2 separate regions of the Homo sapiens genome follow, and region 2 is linked to region 1. A link is a loop called in an ENCODE intact Hi-C map of the cell type or tissue named here. Cell type or tissue: Caco-2. All regions are shown on one strand. Each heading gives the region's core, and the rest is flanking DNA. Links, peaks and the distances in the headings are about the cores only. Region 1 has its middle 13 kb from the start of HPSE2. Region 2 overlaps HPSE2 (heparanase 2 (inactive)).

Region 1 (15,587 bases), core at 6,696-11,695:
ACGGAATATCAGACTGGGTAATTTATAATGAACAGAAGTGTGTTGGCTCAAGGTTCGAGACGCTGGGAAGTCTAAGATTGAAGGGCTGGCATATCATAAGGACCTGTTTGGTGAGTCATCTTGTAGGGGTGGGTTGCCCCTACACATCTCATGGCAGAAGGGCAAAGAGAGGGCAAGAAAGAGCAAGAGATCAAACTTGCAGGCTCAAGCCTTTTTATAAATGGCATTAATCCATTCATGAGGGTGGAGCCTGCATGACCTAAATACCTCCCATTAGGCTGCACATCCCAACACTATTGTATTGGTAATATGGTTTGGCTCTGTGTCCCCACACAAATCTCATGTTGAGTTATGATCTTCAGTGGTGGAGGAAGGGCCTGTTGGGAGGTGATTGGATCATGGGGGCAGATCTCCCCCTTGCTGTTCTCACGATGCTGAGTTATCATGAGATCTGGTTGTTTAAAAGTGTGTAGCACTTCCCCCTTCACTGTCTCTCTTTCCTGCCAGTCATGAGAAGATGTGCTGGCCTCTGCTTCGCCTTCTGCCATGATTGTAAGTTTCCTGAGGCCTCCCCAGCCATGACTCCTTCACAGCCTGTGGAACTGTGAGTCAGTGAAACCTGTTTTCTTTATAACTTACCCAGTCTCAGGCAGTTCTTTATACTGGTGTGAAAATGGACTAATGCAACTGGGGATTAAGTTTCCAACATATGCTTTTGTGAAGGTGGAGGCATGTTCAAACCATAGCAGGGTGAAATCATTCAGTCTTTTGCCATTAAATATGATGCTACCTATATATTTTTCATAGTTGCTCTTTATTAAATGAACAAAGTTTCCTTTAATTCTCATTTTGTTGAGAGTTTTTATGAGGAATGGATTTTGGATTTTATCAAATGACTTTACTGCATCTATTGTAGTCGTGTGTGTGTGTGTGTGTGTGTGTGTGTGTGTATGTGTGCATGCGTGCATGTGTGTGTACTAATTTGTTAGTATGTTGAGTTATATTTATGCTTTTGAATGTTAAAACAACCTTATATTCCTGGATAAGCCCAACTTTGTTGTGATGTAGTATCCTTATTTGTCAGTAGTTTTATTTTTTTCTAATATCTTTTTCTGGTTTTGGTATCAAAGCCATGCTGGCATCATAGAATAAATTGGGGACAGGTATCTCCTCTCCTACTTCCTCGAAGAGTTTGTATAAAACTAATACTATTTCTCCCTTAAATGTTTGTTAGAATTCACCAGTAATCACGTTTTCATACACAAATTTAAAATAAACAAATATAAGAAACACATTAAACCCTTTTAGTGATTTGATAGACGTCTAAATATTGCTGTAACTTTTCTAATGTCTGTCCTTTGGGATCATTAGTTTTCAATGTGTTCAACTAGGCTGAAAGAAAATTTTCCTTATATATTTTTAAGAGCCTTATTGAGATAAAATATATATAGCACAAAATTTACTGATTTAATATATAAAATTCAGTGTTTTGTAGTATATTCATGGATTTTTATGGTCATCTCCATAATTGGATTTTTAAACATTTTCATCACCTTCAGAAGAAACTCTTTACCTGTTATCAGTCATTCCTCATTAACTTCTTCCCAATTCCTGACAACCACTTATTTATTTTTTGTTTCTATATGTTTGCCTGCTCTGGATATTTCATATAAACAAATTTTGTATTATGTGGTCTTTTGTGACTGACATCTTTCACTTAGCATAATGTTTTCAAAGCTCATCCACACTGTAGTTTATATTAGTACTCCATTTCTTATAATTGTCAGATAGTATTCCATTGTAAGGATCTCATACATTTTAAGAAAGACACTTTCAACTTATATTAGATATGCTATAGGAAAAACTAAACTTTTAGTTAAACAATTAGCTATTTTCAGTCAAGATTAAATTACACCTAATCACATTAATAATGGTGAATAACATTTATTCTTTTTAAAATTTTTTTTCAACTTTTAGATTTGGGAGGTACATGTATAAATTTATTACTTGGTTATATTGCACGATGCTGAGGTTTGGGGTACAAATGATCCCATCACTCAGGTACTGAGAATAGTAACCAATAGTTAGTTTTTCAACCTTCCTTCTCTCCCTCACTCCTCTAGTAGTCCCCAGTGTCTATTGTTGTCATCTTTCTGTCCATGAGTACCCAATGTTTATCTCCCACTTAGAAGTGAGAACATGCATTATTTGGTTATCTGTTCCTGTGTTAATTCACAGCTGCATCTATGTTGTTTCAATGGATGTGATTTTGTTTTCTTTATGGCTGCATTGTATTCCGAGGTGTATCTGTACCACATTTTCTTTATCCAGTCTACTGTTAATGAGCACCTAGGTTGATTCCATGTGTTTGCTGTTGTGAATTGTGCTGCCATGAACATGCGAGTGCATATGTCTTTTTGGTAGAATGATTTGTTTTCTCTGGATGTATACCCAGTAACGAGATTGCTGGATTGAATGGTAGTTCTAAGTTATTTGAGAAATCTCCAAATAGCTTTCCATAGTGGCTGAGCTAATTTACATTCTCACCAACAGTGTACAGGCATTCCTTTTTTAAATAATAGCTATTCTGACTGCTGTGAGATGGCAACTCATTGTGGTTTTATTTGCATTTCTCTGATGATTAGTTATGTGGAACACTCTTAAATGCTTGTTGGCTGCCTGTATATCTTCTTTTGAGAAGTGTCTGTTCATGTCTTTTTCCCATTTTTTTAATGAGGTTATTTAGTTTTTGCTTGTTCAGTTGTTTAAGTTCCTTATAGATTCTGGATATTAAGCCTTTGTTGGGTGAGTAGTTTGTGAATATTTTCTCCCATTCTCTAGGTCATCTGTTTACTCTGTTGATAGTTTCTTTTGCTGTGCAGAAGCCATTTAATTTACTTAGATCCCACTTGTCAATTTTTGTTTTTGTTGTAGTTGCTTTTCAGGGCTTAAGTATAAATTATTTCCAAAGGTTGATGTCCAGAATGGTGTTTCCTAGGTTTTCTTCTAGGATTCTTATAAATTGAATTAATTTTTTCATATGGTGAAAGGTAGGGGTCCAGTTTCATTCTTCTGCTTATGACTAGCCAGCTATGCCAGCACCATTTATTGAATAAGGAATCCTTTCCCCATTGCTTTTTTTGTTGTTGTTAACTTTGTCAAAGATCAGATGGCTGTAGGTGTGCAGCTTTGTTTCTGGGTTCTCTATTCTGTTCCATTGGTCTGTGTTTTTATACCAGTACTATGAGTGGTACAGTTTTGGTTGCCATAGCCTTATTAGTATGGTTTGAAGTTAGTTAATGTGATACCACTGGCTTTGTTCTTTTTCCTTAGGATTGCCTTGGCTTTTCAGGTGTTTTTAGGTTCCATATGAATTTTAGTATAGTTTTTTTCTAGTTCTGTGAAAAATGACATTGGTAGTTTGATAGGAATAGCATTGAATTTATAGATTGCTTTGGGCAATATGGCCATTTTTATAATATTGATTCTTCCAATCCATGAACATGGAATGTTTTTCTATTTGTTTGTGTCATCTGTGATTGCTTTTAGCAGTGTTTTGTAGTTCTCCTTGTAGAGATCTTTCACCTCCTTGGTCAGATATGTTTCTAGGTATTTCATTTTTTTTTTTTTTTTTTTTGAGACGGAGTCTCGCTCTGTCGCCCAGGCTGGAGTACAGTGGTGCTATCTTGGCTCACTGCAAGCTCTGCCTCCCAGGTTCATGCCATTCTCCTGCCTCAGCCTCTCGAGTAGCTGGGACTACAGGCGCCCGCCACCACGCCCAGCTAATTTTTTGTATTTTTTAGTAGAGATGGGGTTTCACCGTGTTAGCCAGGATGGTCTCGATCTCCTGACTTCATGATCTACCCACCTCAGCCTCCCAAAGTGCTGGGATTACAGGCGTGAGCCACTGCGCCTGGCCGGTATTTCATTTTTTTGTGGCTATTGTAAAGGGATTGTGTTCTTGATTTGGCTCTTAGATTGAACATTATTGGTGTATAAAAATACTACTGATTTTTGTACATTGATTTTGTATCCTGAAACATTGCCAAAGTCATTTATCCATTCTAGGAGCCTTTTGGTGGAGTCTTTAGGGTTTTCTATGAATAGAATCATATCATCCATAAAGAGAGATAGTTTGACTTCTTTTTTTTCCCCTATTTGGATGACTTTTATTTCTTTCTCTTGGATGATTGCTCTGGGTAACACTTCTTTCTAGTACTATGAAGAATGAGTGCTGAGAATAGGCATCCTTATCTTGTTCCAGTTCTCAAGGGGAATGTTTCCAGTTTTGCCCATTCAGTATGATGTTGGCTGTGGGTTTATCACAGATAGCTCTCATTATTTTGAGGTATGTTCCTTTGATGTCTAGTTTCTTGGGGGTTTCTATCATGAGGGGATGTAAGATTTTATCAAAAGCTTTTTCTGCATCTATTGAGATGATCATATGTTTTTTGTTTGTATGTATGTATGTATGTGTTTCAAGACAAAGTCTCACTCTGTTTCCCAGGCTGGAGTGGTATGATCATGGCCAACTGCAGCCTTGGCCTACTGGGCTTAAGCAGTTCTCCTACCTCAGCCCACTGAGTAGCTGCGACTACAGGCACGTGCCACCATACCTAGCTAATTTTTTTTTTTTTTTTTTTTTTTTTTTGGTAGAGAGAGTATCTCACTATGTTTCCCAGGCTGGTCTCAAACTCTTCGTCTCATGTGATCCTCCTGCCTTGGCTGCTTAAAGTGCTGGAATTACAGATGTGAACCACCATGCCTAGCCAATTGTTTTTAATTCTGCTTGTGTGGTGAATCACATATATTGATTTGCTTATGTTGAACCAAACTTTCATCCTAGAAATCAAGCCTATAAGCCTATGTGATCATGGTGAATTAGCTTATTGAATTAGCTGCTGGATTCGGTTTGCTAGTATTTTGTTGAGGATTTTTGCATCTATGTTCATTAGGGATATTGTCCTGTAGTCTTTTTCGGTTGTGTCTTTGCCAAGTTTTGGTATCAGGTGATGCTGGCTCCATAGAATTAGGGAGGAGTCCCTCCTCCTCGATTTTTTGGAATAGTTTCACTAGAATTGGTACCAGCTGTTCTTTGTATGTCTGGTAGAATTCGGCTGTTAATCTTTCTGGTCTGGGACTTCTTTGTTTTTTGGTAGGTGCTTTATTACTAATTACATTTCTGAACTTGATATTGGTCTGTTCAGGGTTTCAATTTCTTGCTGATTCAATTTTGAGAGATTGTATGATTCCAGGAATTTATTCATTTCCTCTAGGTTTTGTAGTTTGTGGCATAGAAGCATTCATAATAGTCTCTGAGGATCTTTTGTATTTCTGTGAGATTGGTTGTCACTTCTGTCATTTCTGATTTTGCTTATTTGGATATTCTCTATTTTTTCTTTGTTAATCTAGCTAGCAGTCTATTGATCTTGATCCTTTCAAAGAACAAACTTTTGTTTCTGTTGATTCTTTGTCTGGATTTTTGTGTCTCAATTTAGCTCAATTCTGCTCTGATTTTAGTTATTTCTTTTCTTCTGCTAGCTTTGGAGTTCTTGTTTTTCTAGTTCCTTTAGGTGGAATGTCAAATTGTTAATTTAAGATCTTTCTAATTTTTTTGTGGTAGCTATTTAGTGCTATAAACTTTTCTCTTAATATTGCTTTTGATACAACTCAGGGATTTTGCTATGTTGTGTCTTTGTTTTCATTTTTTACTTCAAAGAATTTTTTAAATTCTGTCTTAATTTTGTTGTTCACCCAAAAGTCATTTAGGAGAAAATTGTTTAATTTTTGTGTAATTGTGTGGTTTTGAGAGATCTTCTTGGTATTGATTTCTATTTTTATTCCACTGTGGTCCAGGAGTATGGTTGGTAGGATTTTGAGTTTTTTGAATTTATTGAGACTTGCTTTATGGCCTAGCACGTGGTCGACCTTGCAGTATGTTATGTGTGCAGATGAGAAGAATGTATATTCTGTGGTTGATGAGCAGAGTATTTTGTAGATGTCTACTAGGTATAATTGGTCAAGTGTCATGTTTAAGTCCAGATTCTTTGTTATATTTGTGCCTCAATGATCTAATAGTGACAGGGTGGTGTTGAAGTCCCTCACTATTATTGTGCTGCTAAATCTTTTTGTAGGTCTATTTATTAGTCTATTCTTTTGTTGCTATTAAGAAATATCTGAAACTGGGTAATTTATAAAGAAAAGAGGTTTAGCTGGCTCACAGTTCCATAGACTGTACAGGAAGCATGGTTGGGGAGGCCTCAGGAAATTTTCAATTATGGCAGAAGGGGAAGCAGGCACATCTTACATGGCTGGAGCAGGAGGAAGAGAAATAAAAGGGGAGGTGCTACCCACTTTTTTTTTTTTTTTTTGAGATGGAGTTTTGCTCTTTTGCCCAGGCTAGAGTGCAGTGGCATGATCTCAGCTCACTGTGACCTCCACCTTCCGGTTTCAAGTGATTCTCCTGCCTCAGCCTCCTGAGTAGCTGGGATTACAGGCACCCGCCACCATGCCTGGCTAATTTTTGTATTTTTTAGTAGAGACAGGGTTTCACCATGTTGGCCAGGCTAGTCTCGAACTCCTGACCTCATGATCTGCCTGCCTCAGCTTCCCAAAATGCTAGGATTACAGGCATGAGTCACCACACCTGGCCACTACACACTTTTAAACAACCAGATTTCATGAGAACTCACCCACTATCACAAGAACAGCAAGGGGCAAATCCACCCCCATGATCCAATCATCTCTCACCAGGCCTTTCATCCAAAATTGGGGATTACAATTCAAATTGAGATTTGGGCAGGGACACAAATCCAAATCATATCATTCTGCCCACAATCCCTCCCAAATTTCATGTCCTTCTCACATTGCAAAATATAGTCATCCCTTCTTAACAGTCTCCCAAGTCTTAACTCATTTCAGCATTAATTCAAAAGTCCACAGTCCAAAGTCTCATCTGAGACAAGGCAAGTCTCTTCTGCCTATGAGCCTGTAAAATCAAAAACAAGTTAGTTACTTCCAGTATACAATGGAGGTGCAGACACTGGGTAAATACACCCATTCCAAAAGGGAGAAATCAGCCAAAGAGAGGGGCTGCAGGCCCTATGCAAATCCAAAACACAGAAGGGCAGTCATTAAATCTTAAAGCTCCAAAATAATCTCCTTTGACTCCATGTCTCATATTCAGGGCACACTGATGCAAGGGTTGGGCTCCCAAGGCCTTGAGGAGCTCCACTGCTTTAGCTCTGCAGGGCTCAGCTCCCATGGCTGGTCTCAAGGGCTGGTGTTGAGTGCCTGCAGCTTTCCCAGGCACACTGTACAAGCTGTTGGCGCATCTACCATTCTGGGGTCTGAAGAACAGTGGCCCTCTTTTCACAGTTCCACTAGGAAGTGCCCTAGTGGGGACTCTGTGTGTGGGATCCAACCCCACATTTCCCCTCCACACTATCCTGGTAGAGGTTCTCCATGAGGGCTTCACCCCTGCAGCAGACTTCTGCCTGGACATCCAGGCATTTCCATACATCCTCTGAAATCTAGCTCAAGGTTTCCAAGCCTCAGCTCTTGCCCTCTGAGCATCCGGAGGCTTAACACCACATGAAAACTGCCAAGGCTTATGGTTTGCACCCTCTGGAATAGGAGTCTGAGACCTATCTGGGGCTCTTTTAGCCATGGCTTGAGCTGGAGGGCTGGGATGCAGGGAGCAGCGTCCTGAGGTTGCACAGGGCATTGGGGTCCTGGGTCTGGCCCACAAAACCATTCTTCCCTCCTAGGCCTTGGGGCCTGTGAGGGGAGGGGCTGCCACAAAGGTCTCTGAAATGCCTTTGAGGCATTTTCCCCATTGTCTTTGCTATTAACATTTAGTCCTTTTTACTTAGGCAAATTTCTGTAGCTGGTTTGAATTCTTCCCCTGAAAATGGTTTTTCTTTTGTACCACATGGCCAGGCTGCAAAATTTCCAAACTTTTACACCTCCCTTTTAAATATAAGTTCCAGTTTTACATCATTTTTTTGCTCATGAGTGTGCATAGGCTACTAGAAACAGCCAGGCTACATCTTGAATGCTTTGCTGCTTAGAAACTTCTTCCACTGGATACCCTAAATCATCACTTTCAAGTTTAAAGTTCCACAGATCCCTAGGGCAGTTGCCCAATGCCTCCAACCTCTTTGCTAAAGCATAGAAAAGTGGCCTTTTCTCTAGTTCCCAATAAGTTCCTCCTCTCCATCTGAGACCATCTCAGCCTGGACTTCATTGTCCATATCACTATCAGCATTTTGGTCACAACATTTTAACAAGGCTCTAGGAGGTTTCAAACTTTCCCTCATCTTCCTGTCTGCTTCTGAGCCCTTCAAACTGTTCCAACCTCTGCCCATTATCCAGTTCCAAAGTCACTTCCACATTTTCAGATATCTTTATAGCAGTACCCTGCTCCTGGTACCAATTTTCTGTATTAGTCATTTTCACACTGCTATAAAGAAATACCCCAAACTGGGTAATTTATAAATAAAAGAGGTTTAGTTGGCTCATGGTTCTACAGGCTGTACAGTAAGTATGGCTGAGAAACCTTAGGAAACTTACAATCATGGCAGAAGTGGAAGTAGGCATGTCTTACATGGCTGGAGCCTGGGATAGAGAGAGAAGGGGTAGGTGCTACACACTTAAACAACCCAATCTCATGAGAACTCACTGAGTGTCATGAGAACAGAAAAGGGGAAATCCACCCCCATGGTCCAATCACCTCTCACCAGGCTCTTCCTCCAACATTGGGGATTAGAATTCCACATGAGATTTGGGTGGGGACACAAATCCAAACCATATCACCAACTCTTTACTTTAAGCCTATGGGTGTCATTATGTGTGAGATGTGTGTCTTGAAGAAAGCAGATGGATTGGTCTCATTTTTTAAAAAAATCAAATCACCACTCTGTGTCTTTTAAGTGGGGCATTTAGACCATTTATATTCAAGGTTAATATTGATATGTGAGGTGTTGATCCTATCATGACATTGTTAGCTAGTTGCTTTGTAGTTTCTATTGTGTGGTTGCTTTATAGGATCTATGGGTTATATACTTAAGTGTGTTTTTGCGGTAGCGGGTATCATGTTTTCATTTCCATGTTCAGAACTTCCTTACTTTTAAAAATACATAGTAAAGCTGGAATGAACTTAGGTTTGACAGCAGAACTAATTCTTTTCATGTTGCAGTAAACTGCCTTACTAAGATTGTTTTCCTGGGAAGTGATCTTTACCAAAAGGTTTAAAAATGTCTTATGGAAGTCTTTAAAGGAGATTATATGTTTATCTAATTGGGGAAATTAAGATAGTTTATCTTTGTGAGTCTTAACTGTATAGCATTCTGTGACATTTACAGTGGCGATGGAAGGGTATGTGTGTATGCTTGTGTGTTCTTGATTTTCTTAAATGACATGAAATCTTGTAAGAAAGATACTTCCTACTCTCTAAAACTAGGGTCCTGAACTATATGATTTCTAAGATTTCTTCAAGCCCAAATATACGATTATGGGTATGATTATTTTTGTTTTTGAGAACAGATTGTGAGGTAGTTGGGGGAATTTCAAACATTTCCACCAGCAGATGGCACTCTAGCATTTCTACAGCAGGCAACCCTTAGCTATTACTAAAGTAGAAGCTAGGCAAAACTGGACACATAAAAAGAAAAACAGTATGAAATATTTTAGTAATTATTGTGATGCAAAATTACATATGTATCAAGTAATAGGCTTCTATATATACAAATTGATTTTTTTTTTTTTGAGATGGAGTCTTGCTCTGTTGCCAGGCTGGAGTGCAGTGGTGTGATCTCGGCTCACTGCAACCTCTGCCTCCCTGGTTTGAGCAATCCCCCTGCCTCAGCCTCCTGAGTAGTTGGGACTAAAGGTACGCTCCACCACACCTGGCTAATTTTTTGTATTTTAGTAGAGACGGGGTTTCACCATGTTGGCCAGGATGGTCTCGATCTCCTGACCTCAGGTGACCCGCTTGCCTTGGCCTCCCAAAGTGCTGGGATTACGGGCATGAGCCATCACGCACGGCCACAAATTGATTTTAAGTCATAATCCCTTATTGTGCTCCACAGCACCTTTCACCACATTTTTATTATAGCACTTATCAAATGGATTTGTTAGCCTGTTCATTCTTCCAGGTACACTGTGAGGTTTCCAAGGGCAAGGATATTCTTATTCCTCTTTGGATCTCAAGGTGGCAGGAGGACACAATACCCGGTCCATTGTCAGACCTCAATAAATATTTCTTGTATTTTCCCCCCCATAATTGGTTAAGTATTGCCTTGAATGTAAGAGACTGTTTACGAACATTGGTCCATGAAAAGTCTTTTTGTTTTATTTTCTTTTTCTTTCAACAACTATCTTATAGGCATCAACTCTAATGCATTTGATGTATGTCCTTTGATGTTTTTGTATCCTTGTAAAATATATTGTTTAACATATGTGTTTAATTTGCACTAACATTTTGCTATAGGTATCATTCTGGTTTTGCGTGTTTCTCACCTATCATTGTATTTAAAACCTATTTTATGTACATATGTATGTGTGTACATTTAGTTCATTGCTTCTAACAGTTGTCCTCATTTTACCTATCTATTTCCTTTATGATGGACATCTAGGTGTCTCCAATTCCTCACTATTAAACTCAGCGCTTTACTGACCATCTTCATTCAAATGTTTTAATGGCCTTTTTGCAAATTTTACTACTGGAGTTTATGCCCAGCAGTGGGATTACTGGCTCTTAGGGAATATACATATTTAATTTCACTAAGTATTGCCAGATCAGTCTCCAGAGTGGCCCAATTACTTTATACTTCCATCAGCATGCAAGAAGTTTCCCATTTTTCTACATTCACAATTAGCGTTATTCAGTATTTCAAATTTCCTAATCAGATGGTATAAAGTGAAAATATTTATTGAATGAAAGAATGATCAGTTTGAGAATCTGTTAAAGCTAGTAGGATGTATGGTATTTACTTGCATAATTTTCCCCCTTAGGGGATGGTCCCTCTCTATCTGAACTTTCACTTTCTAAATTAGGTGTAGAATAGATTCCAATAATTTTTTTGAGATATCCCTTAGAATCTGACCTATTTCTCCTCATTACCTGAAACCTAGGAATCAAATAGATTAAATAATGTGGTATCCTTTGTCATCTAAATTTGCTCTCTGAAATTAGAAACCAAATAGAATTGTGTAGTGAGGGATCTGGAATATTCTCAGGCCCTACTCCAAATAAATTATTAAAAAGCTCCTCAGATGATTTTAATGTGCAGCCAGGGGTGAGAATCCCTGACCTAGGCTTGCACGTTATTTTCATTTCTACTTGAAAGGGGAAAAGACTATTTTTAAGTATTTCAGCACAGGAAATACTATTTTATTGTGTGGTCCAGGCTTCAGAAAATCAAAAGAAGAATTTAAAATTTAAGTGTCTGATCAAAATTAAATATACTTCCCAAGAGTCATCAGCATGTCAATATCTCTAGATAATGAAAAGGACTAGAAGTATTAGAAAATTTGGTGACAGGGCTGATAAGGTTTAATATAACTAGTATTGAATTAAGGAAGTTCTTGGATCTGCTTATGTGGGGACAAAACTACTCCAAAGAATTAGGGGTCTAGATGTTAATTCAAGCAGAAGTAAAATATTCTATTGAGTAAGTATGTACTACTAAAGTCTGTCAGCTGATTTTGATTATTGAGTAGTGGAATGAATCAGTGGTAAGCCTTCTGTTATAAACATTTGCTTAACTCTCCTTATAATGAACTAAACATATTAGAGTATTTAAAAAGGTCAAAGTCTCATGCCTGTAGTCACAGCATTTGGGAGGCTAAGGTGGGAGGATTGCTCTAGCCCAAGAGTTTGAGACCAGCCTGGGCAACATGGTGAGACCCTGCCTCTACAAAAAAAAAAAAAAAAAAAAAAATCCAGGCATAGTTCACACCTGTGGTCTCAGCTACACAAGGCTGCTGAAGTGAGAGGGTTGCTTGAGTTTAGGAAGTAGAGACTGCAGTGAGCCATGATCACACCATTGCGCTCCAGCCTGGGTGACAGAGTGAGACCGTGTCTCAAATAATAATAATAATAATAATAATAATAATAATAATAATAAAAGAAATAAAAATAAAAAGGTCAAAGTATGCCATTAGCCTAGAGAACAAAAGAAAATACCGTTGTAGGCCGGGCGTGGTGGCTCACGCTTGTAATCCCAGTACTTTGGGAGGCTGAGGTGGGCGGATCACGAGGTCAGGAGATTGAGACCATCCTGGCTAACATGGTGAAACCCTCTCTCTACTAAAAATACAAAAAATTAGCCGGGCACGGTGGCGGGCGCTTGTAGTCCCAGCTACTCTGGAGGCTGAGGCAGGAAAATGAGCCGAGATAGCACCACTGCAGTCCCGCCTGGGTGACAGAGCGAGACTCTGTCTCAGAAAAAGAGAAAATACAGTCGTAGCTAGTCAGTTTTTTGGAGTTGACAAACACAATTGTATTACAGGCAAATGTTTTATTACAGGTCCATTAATCTCAATGTTTGAGATTAATATTTTATTTTATTTTCGAGACTGAGTCTCTCTCTGTTGCCCAAGCTGGAGTGCAGTGGGGCAATCTCTACTCACTGCAACCTCCACCTCCCAGGTTCAAGCAATTCTCCTGCGTCAGCCTCCTGAGTAGCTGGGATTACAGGTGCTTGCCACCATGCCCAGCTAAGTTTTGTACTTTTAGTAGAGATGGGGTTTTGCCTTGTTGGCCAGGCTGGTCTCAAACTCCCAGCCTCAGGTGATCTGCCTGCCTCAACCTCCCAAAATGCTGGGATTACAGGGAGATTAATATTTTAAATGTATTGAGATAAATATACATGATTTATATACATTGCTTTCTCAGAAATTATCTTTAAGATTGATTAATATGTAATAACTGTGTAAGAAAACAGTACATATAAAAACAACTTATACATACATACATAGTTAATGAAGCTATAGAACATGTGAAAGGCAATCTGATTTTTTACCCCTAGGATATTAAAAGTTCTTGGTATTTTCAATAAGAAACATACTCGAAGTGTAGTCAGTAGAGCTGGCATTAGTTTCAAATTCTTCAAGAAACAACTTGAAAATTTTAACTCTATAATTTTTTTTTTTTTTGAGACAGAGTCTTGCTCTGTCACTGAGGCTGGAGTGCAGTGGTGCAATCTCAGCTCACTGCAACCTCCGCCTCCTGGGTTCAAGCAATTCTCCTGCCTCAGCCTCCCGAGTAGCTGGGACTATAGGCATGTGCCACCACACCCAGCTAATTTTTTTTATTTTTAGTAGAGACAGGGTTTCATGGAGTTAGCCAGGATGGTCTCAATTCCCTGACCTCGTGATCCGCCTGCCTCAGCCTCCTAAAGTGCTGGGATTATAGGCGTGAGCCACTGTGCCCGGACTTAACTCTAATTTTTTACCCAAATTATGAAGATAAAGTCTGTGCTTTTTTATGCTATGAGCATAAAATTAAATAGTATATATGTAAATTATATTTCAAAACCTTAGGTTGTAGGTATATAATTTCCTTGTAACCCATCTGTGCAAATTACACTCATTTCCACAGTGAAACCCAACCAGGAGAAGGACAATGAGTAGCAACTATATGCCAGGTACTAAAGATATTATCTCATTTAATTCTCACAACACATTTGGAGGGAAGTAATCTTATGCCTGTTTTATAGATGGGGAAATTGGGACTCAGCAAGGATAAATAACTTGTTCAACAAAGGTCACATTAGCAGATATTAAATTGGGAATTAGATTTTAATCAGTCTATCAGACTCCAAAGTCCACACTTTTTTCAATATAATATGATGCTTTTCAGGACTTACCTGAATGTATAAATGGCAAAATTGGCAGGGATGGTAAAAGATAGGTTCTTCACTGGGTGTAACTAAGACATGAGTAATTTTAATCTGCTTTTCTGTTAGTTTTCTATCTCTAGCAGTCCCTCAAGTAACTGTCATCCCTACCTCCAAACATGCTAAGGGGTTTCAAACTGAACTTATTAGAGTCAATCACATTTATTATGGTTATGATCTTCCCCAAATAAATGTACTGCTTGATGGCAGTAGTAAGGACAAAGACCAGAGTTTTCTTAATATGATGAGGTGGAGCAATCACAGTTATAAATTATGAAGCCATTGAACACATGAAAGGCAATCTGATTTTTTTCCCAGGGATATTACACATAAAAATTCTCAGGTATTTTCAATAACAAACATCCCCAAAGTGTAGTCAGTAGAGCTGCCAATTATTTTCTCCTTCAGCATTCCATATGGAGAAAGTGTTGTCATCCCTTGCTTCTCCTGGCAGGACAGAGACAGTCCTTGATGGCAAAATAACATACTTTGTAACCAGGGTTCTCTTGTACTGTCCTTTGCCTATTCCTGTTTTCCCTTTCCTAGTAGAAAATCAAAGACATATAAAACCTACTCTAATTTCTTCCTTAAAAGATGCTAATCACAGGCAGAAGAGCCTACATGATTAAAATATGTGGTATAGACTTGTTTGACCACGTTTATTAACACCATATTATATTAGATAGAGTTCACCTTTTGTTTCAGGTTTACCACTAAGTCATTCATGTATAACTTAATTCTTACCATAGTCATTAGTTAAGGGGATGTATTTGTGGCACGTGTGGGAGACAGGAAATAAGAATGAATAAGAAAGCGATAGCACAATTGTATAATTTTTTTTATTTTTTTGAGATAAGGTCTCGTTCTGTTACCCAGGCTAGAGTGCAGTGGCATGATCTCATAGCTCACTGTAGCCTTGAACTCCCGGGCTTTAGTGATTCTTCCCACCTCAATCTCCTGAGTAGGTTGGACTACAGGCATGTGCCACCATACCCGGATAATGTTTTAAACATTTTGTAGAGACAGAGTCTCACTGTGTTGCTCAGGTTGGTCTCAAACTCCTGGGCTCGAGCAATCCTCCCGTCTTAGCCTTCCAAAGTGCTGGGATTAGCATGAGCCACTGTGCCTGATTGATTGTATATTTTAGAATTTATAAAGTACTTTCCCCGTACATAAACTTACTAATTATTGCTTTACTCTTGGATATTATATCAGTTTGACAGATAAGGCAGCTGAGGCTTAGAACCATTAAAAATTTTATCCAAGTTTACAAGACTAGATCTGGTAAAGTCAGGACTTAAACCTAGAGCCTCCAACTCCTGCTCTAAGGTTTTTTTTGTTGTTGTTTTTGTTTTCCCACTATACATTGATAGGTTCTGGAGGGTTATACAATACTTTAGCCACTTGTGTTGACTAAGAACACAAACCTAGGCTTTAGAGTCAGATGGCCCTTGGTTTAATTCTGTGTTGGTACTTATTAATCTGTGTACCATGAGAAAGTTAATATCTAAGTCTCAATTTTTTCATATGTAAACTAGGTATAAGAAGAAGTTTATACAAAACTCTTCTTAGGGTTTTTTTGAGAGCACCATGCTTGAACCATGAGATCTCAATAAATATTAGTCATCATAGTTGGGTATACAGGCAGTAAGTGAGGACACAGTGGACTGGCTGTTATATCTT
Region 2 (15,587 bases), core at 6,434-11,433, 390 kb after region 1:
AGACTGTTATCTCTATCTCCTCAAATCAAGGAGATTACTAAGGTCCTTTCACTTCATCGTCTGTGTGTCATGACCTATAAACTCTGTTAATGCAGAAAGCTGAAAAATTACAGTGCTCACCTTATTTGGTTGTCATTTCTCTGTGTTCACTGTCCTTTATTGTCTGGTTGCTCAAACCATTGTAAGTCGGGGACTATCTGTAGTTACCATTTCCAGTACTCTATATTATTTCATGTTGATACAGATTTCTATTTGTTATTATTTTCATTCTGCCTTAAGGACAATCTTTAACATTTCTTATAGTTCAGGTATTCTGGTGATGAATTATTTGTCCTTCTGTCATTTTGAAAATGTTTTTATTTCATCTTCATTTTTTGAAAGATATTTTTACTGGCTATAGCATTCTAGGTTGACAGGTTTTTTCTTGTTGTTGTTTGTTTTATTCTTTAAGTACTTTAAATATGTTGCTCCTGTTGTCTCACTTGCATTGTTTCCAGTGAGGAATCTGAAGTCTTACTTATCTTTGCTCCTCTGTAGGTAATGTGTTTTTCTTCTCTGTCTACATTTAATATTTTCTGTTTATTATTGGTTTTGAGCAATTTAGTTCCTTGGTATAGTTTTCTTTATGTTTCTTATGCTTAGGATGCTTTGAGCTCTTTGAATTTGTGTTTTATGGTTTTCATGAAATTTGGAAAGTTGTCTGCCATAATTTCTTCAAATATATTTTTCTGACCTTTCTTCTCTCTGTTCTAAGACACCAATTATCTCTATGTTAGGCCACTTGAAGTTGTCCCAGAGCTGACTGATGCTCTTTTCATTTTTTTGGATTCTTCTTTCTCAGTGGATTTCATTTTGGATTGTTTCTAATATCACTCCTTCAAGTTCACTAATGTTTTCTCTTGCATTGTCTAATCTACTGTTAAACCTTTGTGTATTTTTTGTCTCACACATTGTAGATTTCATCTCTAGAAATTCAATTTGGATATTTTAAAATATTTTTCTTGTCTCTCTTAGAACATATGGAAGTACAGTATGTCATTCTTTGATAATTCTAACATATCTGTCAGTTCTGAGTTGTTTTGGATTAATTGATTATTTTTCATATCATGAGTCATGTTTTCTTGACTCTTTGCATACTAAGTAATCCTTCATTGAATGAGAGATAATTGTACATTTTGCCTTGTTAAGAAGTACATATTTTTGTATTGTTCTGAGCTATGTTTATGGAGAGTTAAGTTATTTGGAAACAGTTTGATCCTTTCCTGTCTTGCTTATATGATTTGTTAGGAAGGGCTGGAGCAATGTTCAGTCTAGAGCTAATATTCTCCATAACTGAGGCAAGACCTCTCTGAGTACTCCGTCTAATGCCCTATGAATTATGATTTTTTTCAGGCTTACTGGCAGGAATAAGTACTATTTTCAGTCTTGTAGAACACATTATTCCTTATAACTTTCAGATGATTCTCTACCTCTGGTAGTTTCTTCATACTCATGTGCTTATTTGTATTCTGCTACATATTTGAGAACTTTCTGGAGATGTCTAGAGTTATGTCTCCATGCATCCCTTTATTTGCTGTTAGTCTGAATGAAGTGCTTTGGTCTTCCCAGACTCTTACCTCTATCTCCTCAAGTCAAGGAGCTTACTAAGCTCCTTTTCATCTTTTCTGTGTCATGACTTGTAAACTCTCTCAATGCAGAAAACTGAAAAAATTACAGTGCTCAGTTGCTTGGTTGTCATCTCTCAGAGTTCACTGTCCTTTGTTGTCTGATGTTCAGTGTTTTGGAAACCATTATTTCATATATTGAATCTGGTCCTTGTTACTTTATCTTGGCCAGAAGTATAAGTCTCTCATATCTTTTTTCTTTAAACTACATTTAGTGACTTACCAATTTGGAAGTATCTTAGGAATCAGTTAACATACCTTCTAACTTAAAAATCTGTGATTTTATTTTTTTCTATGGCACCTAGATTAAATTCCTCTGGTTGGGAAGAAAGGTTCTCAGCTATAATTTAATTTAAGTCTTAGTTCCTCTCCTAACTAGGAGTATGATTATTGGGTTTCAATTGAGATCATCTCTTAAGAATCTTTTTAATGCCAACATTTTATGCATCTGTCTCTTGTGACAACATTGATAAAAACACTGAACAAAAAGCATGGCTTGACATAATTACATATCATTGCTGCCTGCTAGAATTACCCAAGAGTAAAACTTGCTTTCACATAACCTCTAAGGTGTTGAAGAAGGAAATGGTCTGCAAGCCATATTTCTTTAAATTACTTGGACTTTAGAAAATGAAAATGTCAAAACATTTAAAAATGTTAAATAATATATGTTTGATCAATAATACTGAAAGATTATTCTATACCAAGCCAGCAAAACTTTGCAGGCTTAATCAGACAATGAATGTCAAAGAAAAAAAACCTGGTCATACACATAGCAACTTTCAATGCATAATGCATGGCTTTGACACTGTCATTCTTTAAGGGCAGCTTGTGTTTGTGAGTGTCCTATTAGCTGCTCTAGGAAATGTACCATGTATAGTGTTTCCACTCAGTCCTTGTGTGGACTTAATGAGACTAATGAACTGGATAACTTTATTTAGCCTCTCTCAGTCTCAGTGTCATCTAATAAAATGGGAATAATACTCACTTTAAGGATTATATAAGATAATGAATATAAAGTTCCTTGGCCCATATATTCTCAATAGAAGCAATATAGCCTTCAAGTTGGTGAAAAATTGGTACTTGGTGGAGTGTGTGTGTGAGAAAACTTAGGTATTACAATGGTTCGTTCTCCTCCAAAGGTCACAGTATGAACAGTATAAAATAGATATATAGTATATGTGTAGTATTAAAATTTCATGGAGGACAATTAAGAAAAATAAATATCTATAAGGGGTCCTTGGGGAGATGATAATTTAAAAACGTTGAGAAGCTCTGCCTTAGTCTAATGTTTAGCCATTGCTTATTATTAGCTTATTAGTTTATTAGTCATCTTAAGTTTCCTAGTTCTGGGTTGGTCACTTAGAACCCAGAATGCATTTTCTATGTAAGATTAGTGATGTAAATTAATGATTCCAAACATGTGGACTAGAGGTTTCTGGGAATCTCAGAATTAGAAGACGTTTTTTAATTCATTTACACACAAATCATCAGCTATAGGCTGAATAAATTTTGTTTTGCATAGTACGTGTATATATATATTCATATACGTATATAGTACATATTTTATAATATGTACAACTTCTTGAGTATATTTATGATGATGGTGAATAATAATGAAATTCACTTAAAAGTTTTTGGGTTCACAGCAGCTCTCTTCATTTTGTGTTTTCTCAATTAATAGATTCTAAAAAATCCAACTACCATCATTTGAGAGCTTGAATATAAAATATTTTTCTATTAGCAAAGGCTCATTATACTTCATATAAGGTTTGTAAACACACTTATAAATGACAGTTAGGGGTTTTAGGCCAGTCATTGAAGGAATATTTAACCCATAGGGTAGCTAATCTGTCTTACTAATTGCAGGTAGGCTTGAGCATCTCTGAGACGATCCCTTTCTAAACTTGAAACAGGAGGCTACAGAAGAAGTAGAGGCTGCCTGTAGGTTTCTTCTACTGACTAACCTTCAGTGGCATTGGACAGGGTGGGTAGGAGGAGCCAAGAAATCACAGTGCATGTACATGTGGGTAGTTCACAGGACAAGTTTTCTATCTTTTTATCTATCTATCAAGATATCTATAACTGCTTCCCAATTCCACTCTCTCTCTCACACACAGACACAGACACACAGATACATACAGACACTTTATTTTTTTTTGCCAGGTCTACTCCTGTTTTCTAGGCACTGGAATTACTGACAAGACCTCTCAGAAATAATGTCAGTTATTTGGCACATTGGAATTCCCTAGATTCTATTAAATGCTTTGTAATTTTCTTTTCCAATTTTTTCCAAGGCTTGGGTCTCATTGCCTGTGATTTTTTCTGGGAACCAATGGTCAACAAAAATTTACCCCTTTTCTTCTCTTTTCAACTACTGACATGTTTCATTCCTGGGGGAATCAAGGATTTTCCTTTCCACTTAAAAACTACATTGTTGGCCTTGCACAGTGGCTCACGTCTATAATGCCAGCACTTTGAGAGGCCAAGCCGAGAGGATCACATGAGCCAATGAGTTTGAGACAAGCCTGGGGAAAATAACAAAACCTCATCTCTAATAAAATCTTTTTAAAAAGTAGCCTGGCACAGTGGTACATGCCCACAGTCCCAGCTACTTGGGAGGCTGAGGCAGGAGGATTGCTTGAGCCGGAAGTTCAAGGTTACGGTGAGCTATGATCACACCATGTCCCCCAGCCTGGGTGACAGAGCAAGACCCTATCTTTACAAAAAGAAACAGCAACAACAGCATTGTTTTCACCTCTGGTCCCAAGAGTCCTAATCGCCCCTCCTTAATAGTTGTCTCTTGCCTACTCTACTCTTTTGGGGCTTCATGTACAATTCCGATGTTTTATCCCAAAAGCTTCTATAGGGATTCTTCTCTGCTAAGCCTAGTATATCCTTCCATGATCACTCTCCCAAAAGCATGAGAGAACAGAACTGCAGATTCTAAATTAGTAATCTGATAATAGCCTTAAAAGGGTGACTATTTTGAGTTCATCATCCACATTTCAGTATGAGATTAACAACACCATGAGATAGGACAAGTATTACAAGTGCCACTGTACATATCAGAGAGATTAAATATCAAGTTAAAATCTAATAAGTGGAAGTGTCAGGACTTCAAATGAAATTTTCTGAATCCAAAACTAGGGATTTTTCTGTTTCTAAGGACTGATACTTGGAATATATGAGACCCCCAAGTTCTTACCAATTTGAAGATCATGGATAAAACTCTTTAATTCTCTATTTCTCTCTCTGGAAAAGCTGCCTTTTTTCTTAGGCTCTCATGCTGTGTGCCTGATTCCAGTGCCCCTGAGGCTCAAGATTGCATTAGAGCCAGAGATGGGCTCAACCTATCTCCGCACAATGAGATATCTATCTGAGCTTTGGTTTCAGCGCAGCCAGTACCACTGTTATGGATTAAAACAGAATGATTTCTTGTTGTGTCTGTTAACCAATATTTAACTAACAGCACATACTTTTTGTCAGTCCAAACATGGATTTTTCACCTTGATATTTTACTGGACAACTCACTATTCCTGCAAACGCTAGAGGGCCTATATTTCAAAGATCCACTCCCACCAGCTGATTTTTAAATCATGAGACATCTTGGAGTAATAACTAACAGTTGCCACGTTCTTTACCATTGGTGATACAAGCCTGGTGCAATGTTGAGATGTGGCCCTCAGAGTCCTTTTTCCTGCATCCCCTTTTGAAAGCACCCAGCATCATTATCTTTTGATTGTCCAGTGACCCTGTGGTATGGCTGCCCTCTCATATCTGTCCTCTCCTGCATCCCTGTAGATTCTTTCTTGACCTCATATCTATCAAAATTTATTACACATTATGTCAAAAGGCAAGTATTGAATGCTGCCAAGGCCCTTTCTTGTTCTAGGGATAATTGATGATGTAGAAAATAATAAGTAATAATGAACAAAAATGTGTTACTGAATTAACATGCATTCGGTATAGTTTTCAAGCCAAATTGTGCTGTGTTCTAGAAGTTCTATGGTGGTGCCCTAGGGGTCCCTTGGAGGTGGAAGGATTCTAGAGCTTCATCTTTCCTTGCCTCTCTACCCTCTACTGCTTCAATTACAAGATATTTCATTTCATTGATTTTATATTATAATTTGGACTTCCATATAGGATTTTGTTAAATAAAATATCAGCAAATAAGAAAGACTGGAAGATCACTGCCTTAACCCCAAAGAGAGATGAATGTTGGGGGCTTCTGTTTCTCTGGCTTGATCTTGTATAAACAAGATAATTTCTTCAATTATCCTGTTTGGCTATACTTAAGGCTTGCTTCAGGTAGTTATGTAGATTTGAAAAGAATGTCTTGGTTATGACTCACTTTGAATAGCAAATAAAACCAAGCTCCCTATCAAACATGTTAATATCTTTACCACCTGAGGAATTATCTCCATTAGAATGTTTTGTTTAATATCAGGAGCCAACTGCCTTTGCATTCATTCACTCAGTTATTTGCAGTAGATGCATTTGTGAAGCACCTGCTCTGTATGATGTAATGGATTGTATGTTTCTTGCCCTGAATGAGCTTAAAATTCACATTTTGTTTATGTATGTGCCTAAGGTTGGGAGTGCAACATGTAAATTAGAACACAGAGTAAAATGAACTGAGTACTTTTATAGACAAATAGAGGGCTCATAAAACCATAAATACAATTATTTTGAACTTGTGGGCATGGGGAATCTTGGAAAAAGGCTTTATGAAAAAATTGGCATTTTAATTAGGCCTTAAAAGTTGAAAGGGCTTTCAAAAGTTGCAAAAGAGGTTATAGCCTTGTGGTTAGTAGTTAATAGCATAATATCTGAGATTGTGTTAGATTTCTAGGGTTTATGTCCTAGCTCTAGCACTTACTAGAAGTGTGACTTGGAGCAAGTCTGCGTTTCAGTTTCCCCATCTGTAAATGGGCATATTAATAGTAATTATCTCATTCTGTTGTGTGGATTAAGTAAAGTAATACATGTAAAATGCTTAAAACATGTAGAAAATGCTCAATTTTCTTAACTCATAAATATTAGCCATTTTTATGGTTTTTCTTGTCGGGGAGAGGTATTCCAAACTGACTGAACAGCATGAGCAAAGGTAGAAAGTATGACTTTGAAAAGTATGTTCTGATATTCAAAGCTTCCACAGCTGGAAATGCCACCAGAATTCTCAAAAGAATTCAAGGCATAGACTTTGGAATTCTATTAACACCACAGCACAACCACATTTTAAATGATATTGGCTTTTGCCAGCCAACCTGGGAATGTAATAATATTTTATAAGAAGGATCAATGTATTAGTCAGAGTTCTCCAGGGAAACAGAATAAATAGGGAATATATAGATATATAGTAGTCCCCCCTTATCCATGAGGGATACATTCCAAGACCCCCAAAGGATGCCTGAAACTGTGGATAGTACCAAACCCTAAGACACTATGTTTTTCTCTTATACTTATATACCTATGATAAAGTTTAATTTATAAATTAGGTACAGTAAGAGATTATCAACAATTAATAAAATAGAACAATTATAACAATATATTATAATCATAGGCATATGAATGTGATCTCTCTCTCTCAAAATATCTTACTGTATATAGTAATTTTGGACTGTAATTGACTGAGGGCAACTGAAACCTCAGAAAGTGAAACCTCAGATAAGGCAAGACTACTGTTTATATATAGGAAATTTATCATGGGAATTGACTCATGTGATTATGGAGACTGAGAAGTCCCACAATATGCTTTATGTAAGCTGGTGGTATACTTCAGTCCAAGTCTGAAGGCCTGAAAACCAGAGGTGGCTATGATTAACTTCCAGTCTAATGCTGAAGGCCTGAGAACCTGGAAAGGGAGAAGAGGGTTGGTCTAAGTCCTGAAGTCCAAAGGCCTGAGAACCAGGAACTCCATTGTCCAAGGGCAGGAGAAGATGAATGTCTCACCTCAAGGAGGGGAGAGCATTTCTACTTCTCCACTTTTTATACTATTTGGGCTCTCAAAGGATTAGATGATGCCTGCCCACATATGTGAAAGTGGACTTTCTGCACTCACTTTTCTAATTTAAATGCTAATCTCTTCCAGAAACACCCTCACAGATACACCAAGAAATAATGTTTTATCAGCTATTTGAACATCCCTTAGCCCAGACAAGTTGACACATAATATTAACCATCACAACCAGGAAACTTTTAATGTAAAGGGCCAGATAGTGTATATGTGTGTGTATATTTAAGGCTTTGTGAGTCATATGGTCAAAACTACTCAACTTTGCTGTGATGTGTGAAAGTAGCTGTAGGCAATACATAAACAAATAAGCATGGCGGCATTTCAATAAAACCTTATCAATGGATGTAGAAAATTGAATTTTCTCTATGAAAAACAAAATTTAAAAGTATTAACTTGGCACAGTGAAACGCACCTATGGTCCTAGCTACTCAGGAGGCTGAGGTGGGAGGATTGCTTGAGCCCAGGAGTTGGAGGCTGCAGTGAGCTATGACTGTGCCACTGCACTCCAGCCCGGGCAATAAAGTGAGGTCTCGACTATGAAAACGAAAAACAAACAAAAAAAACACAGATGATAGGCTGGAGTTAGCATGTGGACTATAGTGCTGATTTCTGATTTGTAACATTGTTTCCATGGTGCAATGTATTCTGCATTCTAAATAATTAACTTTGAAATAGAATTAAAATACAACCTGTTGGTAAGGTAGGTAGGGGTTATGTAGCCTCTATTTCTTCTAGCAGCCCCATCTGCTGGTTGGTCTTATCCACAACCACATCGTCGTGAACTTAGATTTCTTGGAAATCATTCCCCTTACAAATGATTTGTAATACCAACTGCCATTTATTAGTAACACTGAGTTTGGGACCCTTCACACAATTCCACAGAGGCTTTTTCAGCAACTTTTAATCTCTAGCTTTTAGCCTCATATACAGGCCCACTGTTCCTTCTCCAAATCTGCTTTACTCTAATGTCCTGGTGAATTATTAATGAAAATTGTGGCATTAAAACCATGGAAGTCAACCTACCAAATATAGGAATGAATTTCCTATTGCCCAATTTGGTTTTCTATTAGTTTCCCTAAACATATTACAGATCTGTAAAGTTGCCAAGGAATCAAAGCTTAATAATCATGCTTCACAGGGGTTTTGTTTTTGTTTAACAGGCTGCTAATTGCCAACACGTATTCTATTTCAAACTATCAAGGTCAAGAGTGGCAGAATTTACAGTTTCTGGGTCATCCTTTGTCTTGATAGTTGGAAAACCAAATTTCATCTTTCAAAGATTGGGATGTGAATAATTAAGACAAATTCATTCACATAGACATTCAACAAGCATTGTTGTAGCATTGGGCAAGCTACTTAAACTTTCTGAGCCTCAGTTAGCTTCTCTATAAGATAGGAAGAATAGCTAGTTTGAAAGATTGTTAAAGATTGAATGAGATAATGTATGATACTTGATAGCTATTGATAGCCATGAATATTATTTGATCGCCATTATTATTTGCCTCTAAGACCAGTGGTTTTCCTTTATAAAATTATATTTTTCTCAAATAAAAATACAGCCCTCACATTTTTTCCTACTCAAAATATTTTGTGAGATTGCATTATGTTTTATGCTTATCACTTGGACATTTTATAATCTAGAAAAGACTCTATGCCTTACAAATGTAAATATTCTACTCTGTATTCCCTGTTTCAGATAATGGATAAATATGCCAAATTAAACTGTCTTCAATCAAGTCCTTGGGTCCCTCCATTATTAGTACTTCATTATTAAAAGTCACATACATTTAATTCTCATCTTTGCTTCTAATTATTAGTATAATTATTTTTCTATTAGAAGACACAACTCCATTGAGATCCATGACACAGTTTTTTTAAAAGTCATTTTATGCCTTGATTTTTGGTGTGTACGTGTTTACCATTCTGTATTTTAAAACCTCATTTTTATGTTGTAAATATTGCACTCATATTAATCTACACTGGGGAATGATTCAAGTTTGTGGTGTTTAATGTTCTCAACCAATAAAGAGATATTTCCAGCTCTAGAAGATCATACTGTTTCTATTCGAACTCACAATTGGAGGACTGGATTGCCTTCACATTATAGTGAGCCATCATCTAGCTTATACAGACATATAAAGGTGTTTTATTTCTTTTATTACGTATAGGTCTGGCTGCAAAGTACAGATAAGAACTCCTGTCTATCTGTGCAAGTAAGGTACCCACAGAGGACTGTGGAGTAAAGTTAATGACCCTAGAATAAATAGGAAGGGCTCATCTTCTTAAGGTAGACAGAAGATCCAAGAGTAAGATGATGAATTAGCCCAAAGACCCCAAAATGGATCTGACTTTACAGATTTAGTCTGCTATCTCCTGAAAGATGATGCCTCTGAGTGACCCTACTAATTCTAACATTTTGTGATTAAGACTTGATGGACATGGACCTGGAGAGAAGAATCAGCTGAGGAGAAGTTAAATGTGAGGAAGTGATAGAGGAGAAAGAAGATATTATCCATATTGTGGAAAAACTAGATTGCCCATCGGGTCACTGAGTGTTGGCCAGATTGCAGCTAATTATTGGCTGTCTTGAACAACAGGGATTCTCATGTGGGAATAATACAAAAATAGTTCCTAACACAATGTTTCTGATTTTTTACTTAACATAATGAATGACTACATGTGGGGTGACTAGGAAACAGTTGAAAAAAATCTCTATTTCTCTTTCATATTTTTGAAAATAATCTTTGTAGTGATAAAACGTACATCACATTTACCATTTTAAACATTTTACAGTCCAGTGGCATTAAGTACATTCAGATTGTTGTACAGCCATCACAGCCATCCATCTTATTCATATTCTGAAAGATTTTTTTTTGCTTATGAAATTCTAGGTTAACAATTCTTTCTTCCAGCATTTATCTTCTGGTTTGCATGGTCCCTAATAAATCTACTATAATTCTTACCTTTGTTTCTTTCTATGTAATGCATTTTTTTCCTCTAGCTGCCTTTAGGAATTTTTATTTCCTTGGTTTTCAGAATGTAAGTTTGAATATATGTCTATGTATTTTTGTTTGCTTGTTTGTTTTAATCTGGTTTAATGTTCTATAAGCTTTCTGAATCCGCTTATTCAGTCACCTACTTTTTGCCTCTGGAACTCTTAACATGTTAATTATAATTGTTTTTAAATCCCTATCTGATGGTTCTCACATCTAGATTATATCTGAGACTTATTTTATTGATTGTTTTGATTCTTGTTAGGGGATTGTTTTTCTTGCTTCTTTGTTTGTCTTAAATTTTTTGGTTGAAAGCCCAACAATTATGTGTAGGACAGTAGAGACTGTGTTAAGTGGTATTTATGTCTGCCGATGGGTGTACCTCTCTTTCTGCTAGGCCTTTAGTATGTATAGATGATGTTTGAGTCAACCTCAGGAGTTTGCATTTTATGGTTTGGATTTTATTGGTAGCTGGGTTTGGATTTTATTGTTGCTATGGTTACCTCATTGCAATGTCAGTGTCAAATTCCTGTATCATTACCTTGTGCTTAGGTAAGGGCTGCATTGCCAGAGGATTTTTCTCAATGTTCCTGTAACATCCTCAGCTTCAGGCATTCCTTGTGAGTCTACACCTGAAAAGAGGGTCTTCCTTCACACTCTTGACTCCTCAGTGGTAGATTGCCACTATTTGTTACTCATTGCTTGCTAGCTTAGTTGGGAAAGGCAAGGGACAGGGGTTCAGCCTATGTTGTTCAGGTTCAGCCTTAGTCTTAGATTGGCATTGTGTCTCTGGGTCTTAGAGGTGGGGCTTTCTCGTCAGTCATTTTTGTTTCATTCTGGTTGACTGGGAATCCTTAATGGTCTGAGCCCAGGACTGCTTCCTGCCCCACCCACAGAGAAGTAGGTATTTTCTGTTTCCTTTTCACGGTTGCAATGGGTTTTCAACTGTGCCCTGAGAGTCATAGGGTATATTTCCTGTCCCCTAGGAGCATGGAGCTTTTGTACCTTAAAGTTAAGAGAGGACAAAAGGATCTGAGCTGGGCTTTGTGCCTTTCCCAGAGTGGTTATTACCACCCTTCCCACCCCCATTTCCAGGCCTGAACCACCAAGGGCAGCTCTCCTTGGTCTTCTGCCTTGTCTCCCTCCTCTCTATCCACAATCCCCACACACCCAATCATTTTAAAGCGTGCCCAGTGAGATTTAGGGATAAGAACCTGTGAGTAAATGCAAAACTCTTTTGTGTGTGAGACTCCCAGGTGTTCTATACACTCATACTAGTCCATACTCCACCTTTTGCAATATGTTGGACCTCTTAGCTGAGTTCTTACCAGCTTGTATGGTGCTTGGCATCACCTGGTCCCATTTTCTGCAAGTGCAGGTATTTCTTCTCTTTTTGGAGGTGCCTGTCTGTAGAATTCATGCTAGTTGGTTGCCCTGAGATTTTTTAACTTTCTCTGACGGGATCTAGATCCTGTAAATTATCTTCTAAATTTTCTTGTCATTAAGGTGACAGTGAAGTTCTTTATAGCTTCCCGTATCCTAAGTAAAGGTCAAAACTCCAGTGAGTTAACATTTGAACTTTTAAAGATGTTGAATGATTAATTTTTTTCCCTTTTTAAGCTTTATTGGTTATTATAGGTAAATATGATGTATAAGAATCCTCAGTGGTTTAAAATACCTTCCTATAAAACTAAATCTACAAGTACAGAGACTTGGTTTTTCTTGCCCATCAGCTAGTAGTGAGTGCCCTCTCTCTTAGTGCCCATGGATCCTGATTTTCATGTTTCTCAATATGTTACTTACATGTTATATGTCCTTTTCTTTTCTCTCTACCAGAATTTCAACTCCTTGAGGGCAGCAGTTTTATCTATTATTCATATTTGTCCTTCCCCGTGTCCCCCTAGCTGTTTATGTGTAGCAGTAGGTACATCCATGTTTGGTGAATGCCAATTAAAGAAATTTATCCTCAATTATAAATCACTGCACTACTAGGTCTTTAGTGTGTCATTTGATTTCCTAAATGAGAAGTTGAAAAGTTATGAGTTGGCCTTGACAAGCAAAGAAATGCTGACCTGTTACAGCTAATGACGTTACAGCTAATGATACATTAAAAAGAAAAACAAAACAAAAACAAAACAGATTTCAGTCTTCTCTGTGTGACCAGCACTTTTAGCAATTCATAATTGAATCTCTTGACCCTTGAGATAATTCTCTCTGCTTGATTACACAGTAAACCATTTCTCATAAAAGAATCATCAACTCATAAAATAGTCATTACGATGCAAAGTGCGTGTGAAACATGCAATATAAGTAAAGTAGCCTAGAGGAAATTAAGAAAAAGAGCAGAGGCCATTTAAGAAATCTTCACTGTTAAACTCTCATTCTTAACTGTAGATCTTCTTTTCCCAGAGTAATGGAAAAGAGGCAACTTTTTTGTTGTATTATTCTAGATCACTTTTCTTAATATTTTTAAAATTATTGAGACATACAAGTATTACTTATTTTCTTGGTACTTCTGATCAGCCTACTTAGAAAAAGACCAGAAGGACGATGAAGAAGATAATAATGTTCCCTTTCACTTGTCTTACACTTTACAGTTTACAAAACAATTTCACGTATCTCATATGTGAGATAGTTGGGACCCTTAGTTCCATTTAACAGATAAGTAACTGAAGCTCAGAGCAAAGTCATGACTGGCTCAAAAGGCCACACAGTTAGTAAGAAGTAGGGTTTGGGTTATCGCTTGTGGCTTAGCATCATACATTTCCTCTTTATAACTGCCTTTTTATAGTTAGGATTCATATATGTATGTTTCAAATATATGCAATAGTACAGTGGGCAGTTGGGATTCATGGGAGTGATACAACTTTTACATTTTCTTGGCCATTTTATTCTAAATCATGCCACCTCACTATGGCAAAACATTTTTCCTAATGATATGTGCGGAAAAGGGACGAGATGAAAAGAAAGGGGAGGTGATAAGGAGACAAGATAAAAAAGGAGAGAAAAAAGAAAATGAGAAAAAAATAAAGATAGGGAACTCTTTTTCTTGCTGTCCACTGTCAATATCAAAGGCAATAATGTTGACTGGGAGAACTGGGATTATAACTGAAATCTCAGGGAGTTTTGTTTGCTGAAGCACTTTCCTTCTCTGGAAAGGAATGAAACAAATTATCTCAATGCCTTCTTTGACTTTATGGCAAAAAAGAGGGAAAACATCTCCTCTTTGTGTTTTCTTTTAAAGCCCCTCACAAATGCTGGAAATTTTTAGTGGAAGTTGTACTATTCCTCCTCATTTAGCTGTGAAAATAGAATGGCTCAGCCTTCCATAAATTGCCTATTGCATAAGAAGTTTTCAAAGAAGATTAATGACAAAGATATTTATGAAAATGTCTCTGTGACATTTGCAACTATTCAGATATGTGGCTTTTGCCATTTGTGTTTAATTTACATTTTAAAACTTTTGTTTTGTAGCTCAGTCAGACAACATAAGGCCCCAAAGAGGGCCTTAAAGCTGTGTAAACAAATAAATAAATGATCCAGTGTAGGTTATATGCATATAGGTGACTTCTTAGCTCTTGTTCAAGAAGGTCAGCAAGCCCCTAGTGGCAGGTGTATATAAGAGCTCATCTTACTTTTCCCAATTTATTTTTTCAGTTTCTTCCTTTAGTTTATACGTTGTTTTTAGAAAAAATATAGGGCTACAAGGTGTGTAGAAAAAAACAAACTAGTTTCCTTCTATTCTCACACCACAACAGTCAATACAAGAAGACTTCTGTTACATATGGGAGACTTCATTGAATAGGCGTGATTGAAGCAGGGACAGCCATGTAGAAATGTAATTGGACAAAAAGAGTATGATCTAATACTAATAGACTGAGTGGGGAAACCCAGCAAGGCCTGTCTGTTCAAATTCTTCTTGGCCTCTGTATAGCATTCTTTTCTCTTGAGTATGGGGCAGGGTTCATTTTGAATTGGGAGTCTTAAGCCAGGTACAGTGATGCACCCCTGGCTACCTGGGAGGCTGAGGCCAGAGGACCACTTGAGCCCAGGAGTTAAAGAGAAGCATAGGCAACATAGTGAGATCCTGTCTTATGACCTATAATCAGACAAGGTAGGTCAGAGAATTCTTTATGGCCAGCTCCAACACAAAAAGCTTGGGGAAGATTTCTGCCTTGGGCAGAAAAGGTAGCAGGTGAAAGGAGGACTGGATAAGGTCAGAGTGAGAGAGATTCTGTTTTCTGAGACCTAAAGTGCCCCAACATTGTAATAAGGGCTATGGGAGTTATCAGCTGGGAAGGATGGATGAAAACCAAACATATATACACACACACACACACACACACACACACACACACACACACACACACACACACATCATAATATACAAGGTTTGCAAAACCTTCCTGTAAAGAGGATTAGTTTTTTAAAGTAAATGAATGTGCGAACTGCTGTAGCTGGACACCGGTAGTGCTGTCTGCAAACAGTCTGACATGAATTCATGATAAATCTTAAATTTGAAAGTCATTTTTAATTTCCCTTCCTGGTTTTCCTCCTAATTACAGTATCTGTTTCTCCCAGCTCTCTTAGAAGACAAAGTAAGGAAGAAGCATTACCAACCTGGTTTTGTCTAGGTAATAAGTGATTTTTATTACTTAGGATACTTAGTTGTAGTGTAAAGAATTCCAGATATAATTGGTATGATCCCATATTGAAACTTTCTTGGAGGTGGAAGTGAGCTTATTTGTATCACAGTTAAAGAAAATACTGGTTTACTGTTTGTCTTAATGACTCAAGAAGTCAACATTCTAGCTAGATTTTAAGAGAAATATGTGTTGGATTAGGGAATTTTTTAAGGAAGATTCCCTCAAAATGCAGAGGAATCTGGGAAAGAAAGAAGACACAGTGGTG

Evidence for each region. Peaks named below come from ENCODE experiments on the same cell type or tissue, not always from the same donor. Only the 100,000 strongest peaks of a DNase experiment are listed, where the experiment ranks them.
Region 2: it touches region 1 in a loop (24-fold over the local background); 2 of 110 quality-filtered maps call a loop at or near these places.

Annotation. Positions count from the first base shown.
Region 1 is chr10:99,240,927-99,256,513 of GRCh38, reverse strand. It overlaps a transcript of HPSE2 not described here. Among named protein-coding and RNA genes, the nearest start is that of HPSE2, 13 kb to the right of the region's middle. In Caco-2, for the core only: CTCF peaks have their summits at 9,401 and 9,602 (motif pointing right); no DNase peak of the experiment used is centred there.
Region 2 is chr10:98,851,580-98,867,166 of GRCh38, reverse strand. The region is part of intron 3 of HPSE2 (heparanase 2 (inactive)); the gene reads left to right. Among named protein-coding and RNA genes, the nearest start is that of MIR6507, 65 kb to the left of the region's middle. In Caco-2, for the core only: a CTCF peak has its summit at 8,454 (motif pointing left); no DNase peak of the experiment used is centred there.